Linked DNA regions of Homo sapiens: region 2 is linked to region 1. Evidence: read pairs that join two places in POLR2A ChIA-PET (ENCODE). Cell type or tissue: MCF 10A. All regions are shown on one strand.

Evidence for each region. Peaks named below come from ENCODE experiments on the same cell type or tissue, not always from the same donor. Only the 100,000 strongest peaks of a DNase experiment are listed, where the experiment ranks them.
Region 2: POLR2A ChIA-PET joins it to region 1 with 5 read pairs; 3 of 35 experiments call an interaction of 5 or more read pairs at or near these places.

Annotation. Positions count from the first base shown.
Region 1 is chr9:33,319,195-33,321,694 of GRCh38, forward strand. The region is part of intron 9 of NFX1 (nuclear transcription factor, X-box binding 1); the gene reads left to right. Among named protein-coding and RNA genes, the nearest start is that of NFX1, 30 kb to the left of the region's middle. In MCF 10A, no CTCF peak of the experiment used is centred here; DNase peaks (open chromatin) are centred at 1,477 and 1,907.
Region 2 is chr9:33,251,947-33,254,446 of GRCh38, forward strand. BAG1 (BAG cochaperone 1) reads right to left here. Exons shown (of 7, transcript NM_004323.6): 7 at 525-2,500. Among named protein-coding and RNA genes, the nearest start is that of BAG1, 12 kb to the right of the region's middle. In MCF 10A, no CTCF peak of the experiment used is centred here; no DNase peak of the experiment used is centred here.

The DNA.
Region 1 (2,500 bases):
AGCAATGTAGAAGTAAGTGCTAGTTACAATATCAGAGGTTTCTAAATATTATGATCATATTTATGTAGGTACGTTTTCTTTCCTCCTCAACATATACTTGTGAAAACCCATACATTTGCCCAAATGATCTCTCTGATTCAGGTATTTTATTGTTAACTCTGGACAACTGTGGTGAGTTACTGTTCCATAGGGGTTATGATTTCTCTTAGGAGCCTGTACTGTAATGAACACTATATGTATTTATACCAATCCAGGGTTCAGCAAGTGTTGAAAACCCTTTTCACATAATAGGAACATGCTAAAATAATTGTGGGTGAGACAGAGTCTGGTTTGGAGACAGAGTCTCGCTCTGTCGCCCCAGCTCGAGTGCAGTGGTAGGATCTCAGCTCACTGCAGCCTCTGACTCCTGGGCTCAAATGATTCTTGTGTCTCAGCCTCCCAAGTAGCTGGGACTACAGGCGCACACCACCACGCCCGGCTAATTTTTGTATTTTTAATAGAGACGGGGTTTCACCATGTTGACCAGGCTGGTCTCGAACTCCTGGCACCAAGTGATCCACCCGCCTTGGGTTCCCAAAGTGCTGGGATTACAGGTGTAAGCCACTGTACCTGGCCAAAGAACTAAAATTGTAAGTACAATAGAACCTCAGCCATTTAGATCATTCAAGGAATGTCAGCCTCTGTAGCTAAGTTTCCCATCTAGCTGAGGATACGAGGATAGCACCTATTGAACATCATTTTGGATGAATATTTTTCTTTTCTTTTCTTTTCTTTTTTTTTTTTTTGAGACAGAGTCTCGCTCTGTTGCCCAGGCTAGAGTGCAGTGGCGTGATTTTGGCTCACTGCAACCTCTACCTCCTGGGTTCAAGCAATTCTCCTGCCTTGGCCTCCCGAGTAGCTGGGATTACAGGCACCTGCAATCATGCCCAGCTAATTTTTTTTTGTATTTTTGTAGAGACGGGGTTTCACCATGTTGGCCAAGCTGGTCTTGAACTCCTGACCTTGGGTGATCTGCCCGCCTTGGCCTCCCAAAGTGCTGGGATTATAGGTGTGAGCCACCATGCCCGGCTGGATGAATATTTTTCTAAAATTTACATTTCATGTTTAAACAGAGTTTACTGAAGGTGTTGTAATTTTTCTCTCATTGACCCAGAGTCATCATTTTTATGAACTCCAGTTACTGTATTACACTGAATGCAGTGGTGCCCTTGGCCTGCTGAGGTTTCTCAGACTGATGCCCCATACCAATGAGCAGTTTGAATTGTTGTATCTGCTTGTTGAAGCTTTTTGTTGTTTATATTCTTATCAGTGCTTTTAGTATGCTTGCCTGTCTACTTTTAGTAATTCCCCCTTTCTTCTGATTTGTGGCTTCTGATTACTTGAATATAGAAACCAGAAAAAGCTCATTGGAATTAGATACAAAGTAATACTATACTGAGCCTATCTGACTCAGTCTTTTGGGAATGTATGTCTGCAGTTTTGCAATGACTTGGCAACTTCTCTCCTGAGTGGGTGTTGAAAGGCCATGCATTTAGAAAAAAATGGAAAGTAGGCAACTGAGATTGAATAGGAAAATTATTTCTAAAACTAACCATGTATCTTGTGAGGTAAAGCTAGAATCTTTAGGTTTGGTTTCCATTTCATCAAAAGGAGAGAGTTCACATTTCTTTCAAGTGCCAGCGTGAATCAGTGGGAACACCCTACTTAATCCTTTTTCTCAATCTGACCTTAAAATTGTGTATAGAGGAGAAGTGCTGTCTTCTTGTATTTTAATATACATTCCAGCTGCATTAGGAAAGCCAGTCATCTGTTGGTTCTCTGCTTGCCATGAAAATGTGTTTATGATATGGAGATCAAATGACTAGTAAATCAAATCCCCTTTCGGAAAGCACATGAGTCAGTTTTATAAGAATTTCACATATAATGACCAGAAATCCTACCCTGGCACTCATGTATCCTGTTGGTGATGAGAGAAGAAGGAAATGTGAAATGGGTAATGCAAAGGGACTTGAGCAAGAGAAGGGTAGTAACTGGCAGTAACAGACCTTGGGATGGGACAAGACCAGGTTAAGGGATAAGAGGGTACCTGCTATACCTCAGCAGGTATCATGGAAAACCTTTAAGGAAATAGGCTGAGTTGACTGAGAAGCTCAGAGACAAGCGTGTGGCTAGCGATAACAATGACTGTCAGGTTTGTTCAGACCTAGCTTATCTATAGAAAGCTCGCTTAGGTCTTTTGTATCTCACTCAGTAGGAAATTTCCATCCCAGAGACACAGCTTCAGTATAAGAGACTGGATAGAGTTCTACTTTAAAGATGGTAGCATGAAGAGCTCCCATAGATCTGCTTCCCAGTAAAGCAAACAAAGCTAGGGAAAACTATAAAAAAGCAACCATCAAGGCTGGGCATGGTGGCTCATACCTATAATCTCAGCACTTTGGGAGGCCAAGGTGGGAGAACTGCTTGAGTCCAGGACTTTGAGACCAGCCTGGGCAACATG
Region 2 (2,500 bases), 67 kb before region 1:
GGGAGAAGAAGGGGTGCTCTCTCCCCTTCTCACGGGAGAAGAAGGGGTGCTCTCTCCCCTTCTCACGGGAGAAGAAGGGGTGCTCTCTCCCCTTCTCACGGGAGAAGAAGGGGTGCTCTCTCCCCTTCTCACGGGAGAAGAAGGGGTGCTCTCTCCCCTTCTCACGGGAGAAGAAGGGGTGCTCTCTCCCCTTCTCACGGGAGAAGAAGGGGTGCTCTCTCCCCTTCTCACGGGAGAAGAAGGGGTGCTCTCTCCCCTTCTCACGGGAGAAGAAGGGGTGCTCTCTCCCCTTCTCACGGGAGAAGAGTTTCACAGGCAGAAACCCCTTGGGTGAGCAGATCTGCGTGGGTGGGGCCTGTGCAATCACCTATCACATCTGCCCAGCAGTCCATGCATTAGGGCCTCTTTTCTCAACCCTTAAGACAATAAAGGCTGTTAAGGCTGTAAATTCCAATGCTGACGGAGATTCTGAGGCCAAATGCAGCTATAGAAGTTTCACTATTGATGTGTGCATTCAACATTCATTTGTTCTCCAAATATTTATTGAGGTCTTACTATATACAAGACTATATAACAAGTTATGCTTGTTATATATGTTATATATGTTATGTTATATATATATATGTTATATATGTAATATAACTATATTACAAGTTATGCTTGAAATAATGCTGTTACCAAGATAAAGAAGCTCCTTCACCCAAGGAACCCTGGTGTTAAAGGCAAAGATTAACCAAATAATCCCACAAGTAAACTATCATGGACTATGTAAATGCTGTGAAAGAAATGTATGGGAAGTCGAGAGAGGATCCCACCTGGGGGCTGGACAGGGTCTCAACACAGTAGGTGAGGGTTCTCCATGCAAGAGACATGTGAGTTGAATTCTGAAGGATGAACAAAAGTCACCTATACAAGGGTAGGGTTGGAGGAAGGAAGGTGAGGAGCTGTTCAAGCAGAGGTAGTAGCAGGAGCAAAGACCCCCAGGCAGGAGAGGGTGCAGTGCATCTGAGGACCTGAAAGAAGAGTGGCTGACAGCAGACAGCCAACAAATGAGGGGGTTGAGATGAGATGGGAGAAGGCATGGGGTAAAGACTTTTGCCTAAAGAGAAAGTGAGCCATTGGAGGGTTCTAAGCAGGGGACTGACATGGCAAGATTTGCACTTCATGATCACTCGGGCTGCTCTAAAGAAAATGAACTAGAGCAGAGAGGAAGTGGGAGCTAGAGGGAGAGGCAGAGGACAAGAGGAAAAAAATCAGAGAATGGGCCTGTGCAACCCTGTGTTGGTTGAGAGGCAGTACAGTAGAGGGGAAAAGCACTGGCTCTGAAACCAAACCACCCAGCTTTGTGTCTTGGCTTTGCCGCTTACTCTACAACCTTGCGCTAATGACCTAAGTTCTCTTGGTTTCCTCATCTCTAAAATAAGGATATCTGTCTACCTCTCAAGTTATGTAAGAATTAAATGACTAATATATATGAATAGTTTAGAATGGTGTTCGGCAGTTTGGTGCACAGTAACTTCTCATTAAATGTTGTGGCCCACGCCACACAGCTATCACACAAAAATAGATCAATAGTGAACCACTCTGATTAAAGTTGGGGTGCGGTGGGCTGGGACCCGAGCCTTGTCCACAAGTCTACCTCTACTACCTTGTCTGAGGTCTTAACCTGCCCAGTCCTGAATTCCTGGGACTTCAACGACTCTCTCTCTGCCAAATGATGTGAGTCTTTAGGTAGAGTTATAGCGCAAAGGGCTACTATCAATGTTATTAAGCATAAATTATGACTAGAGCCACAGAATGATTTCCTCATTAATCCAAAAAAAAAAAAAAAAGCAAACCACTCTTCTACTTTATGATGAGCACATAAACAGTTTTTTTTTCTTTTTATTTATCTACTTTTACTTACTTAAATTTTAGAGATGGGGTCTTGCTATGTTGCCCAGACTAGACTCAAACTCCTGGGCTCAAGTGATCCTCTAGCCTCAGCCTCCCAAGTAGCTGGGACTACAGGAAGGAGCTACTGCACCTGACTCAATTTTTTTTTTTTCTGAGATGGAGTCTCACTCTGTGACCCAGGCTGGAGTGCAGGGGCGTAATCTCGGCTCACAGCAACCTCTACCTCCCAGGTTCAAATGATTCTTGTGCCTCAGCCTCCCCAGTAGCTGGGATTATAGGCACATGCCACTACGCCAAGCTAATTTTTTTTTTTTTTTTTTTTAAAGCAGAATGGGGTTTTGCTATGTTGCCTGGGCTGGTCTCAAACTCCTGGCCTCAAGTGATCCGCCCGCCTCAGCCTCCCAAAGTGCTGGGATTATAGGCATGAGCTGCTGCGCCAGGCCTTAATTTTTTAAAAACAATGATGGGGTGGGGGTGGGGGACAGTCCACAAAATGGATAGAACAGCTGTGAAGGAAACATAGAACTCAGAAGGATATGGTTAACAAAAATGCCTTTGAAGGAAGCACATGTCACTCCTGAGAAGTTTATGGTTGGCTTCACCA